2 separate regions of the Homo sapiens genome follow, and region 2 is linked to region 1. The links are chromatin loops, found by intact Hi-C in ENCODE. Cell type or tissue: MCF 10A. All regions are shown on one strand. Region 1 overlaps ATP8A2 (ATPase phospholipid transporting 8A2). Region 2 overlaps ATP8A2 (ATPase phospholipid transporting 8A2).

Evidence for each region. Hi-C counts contacts between places; a loop is a spot of excess contacts. Peaks named below come from ENCODE experiments on the same cell type or tissue, not always from the same donor. Only the 100,000 strongest peaks of a DNase experiment are listed, where the experiment ranks them.
Region 2: it touches region 1 in a loop (2.7-fold over the local background); 1 of 110 quality-filtered maps calls a loop at or near these places.

What each region holds. Positions count from the first base shown.
Region 1 is chr13:25,652,860-25,656,859 of GRCh38, forward strand. The region is part of intron 24 of ATP8A2 (ATPase phospholipid transporting 8A2); the gene reads left to right. Among named protein-coding and RNA genes, the nearest start is that of ATP8A2, 280 kb to the left of the region's middle. In MCF 10A, no CTCF peak of the experiment used is centred here; a DNase peak (open chromatin) is centred at 1,652.
Region 2 is chr13:25,731,544-25,735,543 of GRCh38, forward strand. The region is part of intron 25 of ATP8A2 (ATPase phospholipid transporting 8A2); the gene reads left to right. Among named protein-coding and RNA genes, the nearest start is that of SHISA2, 320 kb to the right of the region's middle. In MCF 10A, no CTCF peak of the experiment used is centred here; a DNase peak (open chromatin) is centred at 1,588.

The sequences.
Region 1 (4,000 bases):
TTGGAATGTTCTTCATCACTGCCCACACTCCCACCTGTACCTAATGATTTCTTAAGCTTTAGATTTCTGCTGAATCATCCCTTCCCCAGGATGTTCCTTCAGACTTTTCACTAGGTCATGACCTCCTGCTGTGTACTTCATCACAATCTACATCTTCTGTTACAGTGCTCTGTTTCAGTGCAATCACTCTTCCCTGCTGGATTGTAAACGTCTTCAGGTCCAGGAAGGTTTTTTGTTTTGTTTAAGTCTTTAAACCATCTGAGTTAATTTTTGTCTATGGTGTAAGGAAGGGATCCAGTTTCAATCTTTTGCATATGGCTAGCCAGTTATCCCAGCACCGTTTATTGAATAGGGAGTCCTTTCCAGACTGGATAAAGGTGGTACATATACACCATGGGATACTATGCAGTCATAAAAAAGAATGAGACCATGACCTTCGCAGGAACATGGGTGGAGCTGGAGTTATTAGCCTTAGCAAACTAATGTAGGAACAGAAAACCAAATACCACATGTTCTCATTTATAAGGAGGAGCTAAAGGATGAGAACACATGGACACATAGAGGGGAACAACAGACACTGGGGCTTACTGGAGGGTGGAGAGTGAGAGGAAGGACAGGATCAGAAAATACAACTAATGGGTACTAGGCTTAACACCTAGGTGATTAAATAATATGTATAAGAAACCCCCATGACTCAAGTTTACCTATATATCAAACCTGCCCATGTAATCCTGAACTTTAAAATAAAAGTTAAATTAAAAACAAGATTTTTGTTTTTGTTTTTGCTGTTGTCTCCTTAATCAGGAGAGCAGACCGCACACAATGGGTATTTAATAAATTGCTTAAATGAATGCATGAATGCTTGCTTCAGCAACATAACTTTGGCAATGTGGAGATTGTGGTGGAATAGGAGAGAAGATGTAGAGAAGCCAAATGAAATCTGTTCCAACTTTTCAGGCAGAGGAGGATAAGCATATGAGCTAAGGTAGACTTACTCAGGATAGAGGGTAAGGGTTAGCTTTCAGAGTGAAGAGGTGTGATTGGCATCAATTAGGTGCTGACTGGATGCTGGCGAGAGAGAGAGAACCAGGTGAATGGGATACCTCTGGAGGAGCTGGCCTTGGGAAGAAAGGTGAGGGAAAGGTGGGGACATTTGCTTTCCTCCCTGTACACTGTGAAGGTAAGGCATGAGGGAGAATGCCCCTCAGAAACTGTTGTTTGCCTCAAAATCCAACAAAGCTCTTTTTAGGTTTGAAAAGAAAGCAGTTCTTTTTTGCTCATTCATAGAATACCTTTCAGTGAGTTGCTTCTAAGGACGGTAGCAGAGTTTTTGCTGTCATTGTTTTGTTTTATTTTTTGGTTTTTAGACAGGGTCTCACTCTATTACCCAGGCTGGAGTGCAGTGGCACGATAAGGGCTCAGTGCAGCCTAGACTTCCTGGGCTCAGGTGATCCTTCCACCTCAGCCTCCCGAGTGGCTGGGACCACAGATGTGTGCCATATGCCTGACTAATATTTGTAATTTTTATGGAGATGGGATTTCATCATGTTGCCCAGATAGTTTTAAACTCCTGGGCTCAAATGATCTGCCCGCCTTGGCCTCCTCCCAAAGTGCTAGGATTACAGGCGTGAGCCACTGTGCCCTGCCCTTGGTAGAGTTTTGAAGACAGTTGTTATGATGTTAAGTCATTGCACTGAGTCACTAGGCCATCCTTTGGCTTTACAGGACATAAAATATGGGAGTTTCATCACCAGACAGTGGGCGGTACTGGGTTTCCTACTGGGTGGACAGTCCTGCTAGTGGGAGAGTTCTGTCCTTAGTCTGTGCCCTTGGACTGTAGATATAGACATAGAAGGTCATCTCCCTTTATTTCGCCTTTCTGCCTTCATTGTCACTGGGGAGACAGTCCCCCCAAGTCTTCCTGTGTGTGACGCTGTGCAGGTGGTACATAGAAATGCCCATCAGTGATACTTATTTTGATGCTGCTGTGATCCTGAGAATTTTCCCACTTATAGGTGCTCTCTTTGGGATATCTGTTGGCATTCAACTGTTTTCAACAGAAGTCTCCAAAATTGGTACTCATCCAGGGTTATGTTAACTGCCCAGTGTACCGAAGGGTGATGTGGACAGGTGGAAAAAGACTGGGTTAATCTCTTAGTGAGACTAAGTGTTTTTTTACAAGTGGTTGGTTGTCTGAGGGTTAGAAGACTTAGAAGAGTTTTACATTCTACATTGAGGAAGTAGGCACTCACCCATGGTGGGTGGTCTGATGTCCTTGTTTCTTCAGTGGAGTTCTTTTTTCTTTTTTTCTTTTCTTTCAAGACAGAGTCTCACTCTGTCACCCAGGCTGAGTGCAGTGGCACAATGTCAGCTCACTGCAACCTCCGCCTCCTGGGTTCAAGCAATCCTCCTGCCTTAGCTTCCCAAGTAGCTGGGATTACAGGCATCTGCCACCACGCCTGGCTAATTTTTGTATTTTTAGTAGAGACAGGGTTTTGCCATGTTGGCCAGGCTGGTCTCGAACTCCGACCTCAGGTGATCCACCCACCTCGGCCTCCCAAAGTTTTGGGATTACAGGCGTGAGCCACCACACCCAGCCATCAGTGGAGCTCTTAATGTCATTTAGAACATTATTATTGTTGCAGTTGAACTGGAGATGGTAGGAAATAGTGAAGTTCTGCAGTTGTTGAAACAAGATGCTCCCTCAACTGTGCTGTTCCCCACAGTAGAGAGGTAAGACACTCCAGAGGAGTTGATGGTCGAGCAGCTATCTGATGCCTCTAACTGGGAATGGTCTCACAGATTCCTTACTGACCTTAAGCATCAGTAGTTTGCTTCCCAAGCTTGTGGCCCCAAACTAAATCTCTTTAAAAAAAAAAAAAAGCAAAAAACCCGAAAGTACATGATTAGATCTTGCAATACAATTATTGACAATGTATTTTCTGTAGTTTAAATGAATCACTTATAAAACTTTAGTGAATGGGATACGTACCTTATGTGGTTTTAGAAATATTCGTGTGCAAATGGGCAGAATGAATTGGAGTTCAGGTCACTTTGCCAACTTGTGAGATGTCACTAGATTTCAATGTATGTAAATAAACAAGCTCGTCTTTCCAAATACAACTGCACTTGTTATTTCCAAGAGTCTTTCAACAAATGGGATAGGAATTCACAGGCAGGGTCCCAGTGCCTGGTTGAATCTGACTCCCCCTGTGTAACCTTGGACCCATCGCTGAAACCCTATGCCTTCGTGTCCTTTTTGTAAAATATGGACACCATCAGTACTCAGGAACACCATGAGGACCAAATAGGTTTACACACGTAAATGCATGGAGAACAGTAGCTGACAGTGCTCAAGTGCTCACATTAGCAAAATGAAGTGATTCCCTAGTGAATCACACTATTACTTAAAGTTGGATTTTTTTTTGTTTTTTGAAATGGAGTCTTACTCTGTCGCCCAGGCTGGAGTGCAGTGGCATGATCTCAGCTCACTGCAACCTCCGCCTCCTGGGTTCAAGTGATTCTTCTGCCTCAGTCTCCCAAGTAGCTGGGATTACAGGTGTGTGCCATGATGCCCGGCTAATTTTTGTATTTTTAATAGAGACAAAGTTTGACCATGTTGGCCAGGCTGGTCTTGAACTCCTGACCTCAGATCTGCCCACCTCGGCCTCCGAAAGTGCTGGGATTACAGGCGTGAGCCACCACACCCAGCCAAAGTTTGATTTTTTTAAAACTTAAAAGTCCCAATGGATTCAGATCATTGAGATTTGTAACCTATTATTAACATACATTTTCTGGCTGGGCATGGGAGGCAGAGGTTGCAGTGAGCTGAGATCGTGCCACTGCACTCCAGCCTGAGCAACAGAGTGAGACTCTGTCTCAAAAAAAAAAAAAAAAGATATATTTTCTTCAGCTGGGTGTGGTGGCTCACACCTGTAATTCCAGCATTTTGGGAGTCCGAGGTGGGTGGATCACTTGAGGCCAGGAGTTCAAAACTAGC
Region 2 (4,000 bases), 79 kb after region 1:
AAATGTTGTCCAGCCTTAAATTTTCATTTTTCTGGGTAAGGGTACTAAATCCTAGAGTGCTGATATACGATATTTAGGCCTCACCCCATTGGTAAGTGGAATGTGCCTGTTGATGTAATCAAATTCACAGAATGTGGAATATAACACCCTCTTGGTTAAAAAAATAAGCAGAGGGATTTCTGGCAGAATCCAACTAACACTCGCAGAAATGAAGCACATGAGGTGACGAATACAAATGGGTCACTTAGAACTAGGAAAATCCATTGTAACAGGGCACAGAACTTGTTCTTTTTAAGCAAGAGTCTTGCTAACATCCACATTTATTTCATTCATATTGAAGGTCTTCGAAAGCTTAAGCTCTGAAAATGGAAGTGGTTGATTTGAAGATGATAAATGGAAACTGGGAAATTAGACTGCTTCCATAGGTGGGCAGTGTGTCCTCTTTTTCAGGACTCCGGGGTCCCTGAATTGTGAGTTTTCCCTCACAGCCTCTCCACATTCTCTGTGCTGTTCACCTCCCACCCACTGCTCTGTCTTCCCTGTGTTAGTGAAAAATCAAGCTTTTCCCTCCCTAGCCCAGAGAGCTGAGCTTTTCCCTGCTTTACTACTGTGTTTAGGAAAAGGAGGCAGCTTTTTCCTAAAAAGCAGTGTTTGGAAGTTGGAGGCACGTATGATGCTTTCTGGGCTGTTATCTCCAATATCCTTGCTAGATGAGCAGCCTCGCATGTTGGGAAAGAATCTGTACCAGAATTCGGAATATGGGGCTTGTGGCCACGTAGCAATGAGGTCACTGACCAGCTACAATCCCTGGAGCAAACCATTCACACTGCAGTCCTCTGTTTCCTGCTGGTGATATTCGAGGTAGTGGCCATGTGAGCTCCAAGCTATGATTTGTTGTTGTTCTGAAATTCTATGTATTATTTAAATTATAATACCTCAGATAAATAAATGAAACATCTCCTGAATTTATTCTTAATATGTAATTCATGGCCAAGAATATTAACTGATGAAGTGAATCATTTAAAGAAGGACTTTGTAATTTTTCTGTGGGATTGTATTTCACCAGAAGTGCTTCAGTTCCGTTGAGTCCTGTGTGATGTACTTCAGCTTGTCTGTGAGCTGAGCTGGTCTAACACGCTAAGTGATAACAGAATGGATTCTGTGTTTTATGAGTCAGTCAGCCAGATCTCAAAGGGATAACAATTAGGAAAAATATATATAATTTATCCCAGTAAAAGAACTAGCCTATTGCTGAAAAAAAGTTGTACCCTGTATTATTGCTTTTTTTTTGTCCCACAGGTGTGAATAAACCTGGAAAGCATAAACATTTGGAAGTTATTGAAATTTATTGAAAATATAGTACAAAACTCCCACCCTTCCTTTGTTTCCACCCAAAATGTAGAATTATTATAGTTGGCTGCAGTTTTTCTTATATCTCAGTGGTGTAATTTTCCCACAAGTAAGAAAACTGAATGGGTAGTATCTAAGAATAAGAAGCTATTAAATAGCAATTTTACATGCCTTTATGATGAAATACTACAGAAGATGGGAACTGTGTGTCGTGAAGTCATGGAAGTCTTCAATGACTAATAAGGAAATAATCTGGCTGACAGCAGGTGTTCTGATTAACAGAGAAGTTATTTCATAGCATAATAAAGAATGGCATGAAGAATTATATTGTCAAAAAAACCTAGCCAGATTTTTTTGAGCAAAGAGGGGTATTTCCACCCCTGACTGCCCACTGTAAGAATAAGAGACGCTTATTGTAGGATTGGAAAACAGTGAAGGAAATAGAAACCGCTAATGGTATCACTCTCCTAAGGGGACTACTGTTATTTCCTCTTAGGCACTTTGTGTTCGCATATACATACACAGGCATGCCCATACCTGTGTGTGCATGCGTGCTTCATTTTTCATGGTGTGCTCTGTGTACATTTTTTGCAAGGTCCAATAGGCCATAAATGACAAAAAGATACTGGGAACCTCTGTCATTAGCACTCTAAAGTTGTATTCTTTCCACCAGGAACCTTTGCCTTTTAATTTTAGTCATTTATAATTTATTCTGCTCTTCATGCTTTGTCGGCCCTCTCACATACTGGATTTTAATAGTTTTTCCAAAGCAGGTGGTATACAGAAGTTGAAAACATTGTATCACTTAATCTATTTTATACATGGGCCCATATTAAAAAGCAAAAAAGTCATTCATGGTCTCAAGAAGTATCTTGAGAATTCATCAGTTCCATCTCCTTTCCTCAAATACAACTGCTCAGATCCTCTGAAACTAAGGACCTCCTGAACACAAAATTATAAACCACAAATAGGTTTAACACCCTTTGATGTCAGCACCTTTTTTCTTCTGCCTAACTTCAGTACCTTATGGCACAGCTTAACCCCATTTCCTTTTGATTTTTGTTCGTTGGCGATGAGGAACAGCTGGTTACCTCTTTTGTAAAAATGACCTTTTCCCAATATACAAACAAGATCAAATTACCCTTTAACTTTCTCTTCATGTTACATTTCTTCTTTTCATCCTTCTCTTTTACCATGAAAAGCTTGCTATGCACACCACATAGTGCCCAGCATATGGTCTGCATTCAATAAATGCCTATTCGACTGAATAAACTTCAGTATTCATTGTTAATTGCTGTGTAAATAAAGCATCACCCTCCTTCCTAATTACCTTCTCCCATTCCACCCACATTCCTGTACTGGTCAGTGCTACTGGGAAAGGCTCTGTGTCCAGCTGGGAGTAGGAGCTAGGCCATTGCTGAGACAGCACTTGCAAAGGCCATTTGCAAGGACTTGATCACATCCTTACTTTTCCCATCTTCAGTTTATGTCTGGAGGATAGGAAGTGAGTAGTGAACTGAACACAGAACAGTAGGTAACAGGTTTATCTCTTTTCAACTGATATAGTACTTTATAGTTTACAGTGCCTTTAGTGTCTTAGCAAGCATTTATTGAGTGCCTACTGTGTGCTACCCAGTGGGCAAGTGCTAGAGCTTCAAGGTTGCTTAAAGCAACCCTTGCCTTTAGGGAGCAACAGCCTAGTAGAGGGCCTGGAATGTGACAAAAAATCATGACACATTGTGATAAGGTTTCCTTTCTTTTTGAGATGGAGTTTCACTCTTGTTGCCTAGGCTGGAGTGCAGTGGTGCAATCTCAGCTCACTGCAACCCCCGGCCCCCAGATTCAAGCGATTCTCCTGCCTCAGCCTCCTAAGTAGCTGAGATTACAGGTGCACATCACCACACCTGGCTAATTTTTATATTTTTAGTAGAGACGGGGTTTCACCATATTGGTTAGGCTGGTCTTGAACTCCTGACCTCGAGTGATCCACCTGCCTCGGCCTCCCAAAGTGCTGGGATTACAGGCGTGAGCTACCATGCCTGGCCGTGATAAGGTGTCTAATAGAGGTGAGACCAAGGCACAATGGTGGCAGAAAGGAACAAGCGATAAGTTCTATCTGATGGTCAGGTGAAACTCCAGAAAAGGTGGTTGACTTGGTCTGTAGCACAGTACCTAAAATGTAATTTATTTAATATGGTTCCATTCCCCTGTCTTGAGGGTGGATACTGGTCTTCTGTTTTGGAAATCTTATTGCAGGTTGCTGGCTGGCTAAAGCATTGAATGGCAAGGAAGAAATGATTTTAGATGTAGCTGAAGAGTTAGAGGTCATATCTTCGAGGACACTGAAGGAGAAATAAGGGTTGGAAGTTTTTTGTTTTTGTTTTGAGACAGGGTCTTGCTTTGTTACCCAGGCTGGAGTGCAGTGGTATGATCATAGCTCACTGCAGCCTTGACCTCCTGGGCTTGTGCGATTGTTCCACTTCAGCCTCTCAATTAGCTGGGACCACAGGAGAGCACCACCACGCCTGGCTAATTTTTTAAACTTTTTGTAGAGACAAGGTCTCACCATGTTGCCCAGACTGGTCTCGAACTCATGGGCTCAAGTGATCTTCCTACCTCGGCCTCCCAAATTGCTGGGATTATAGGCGTG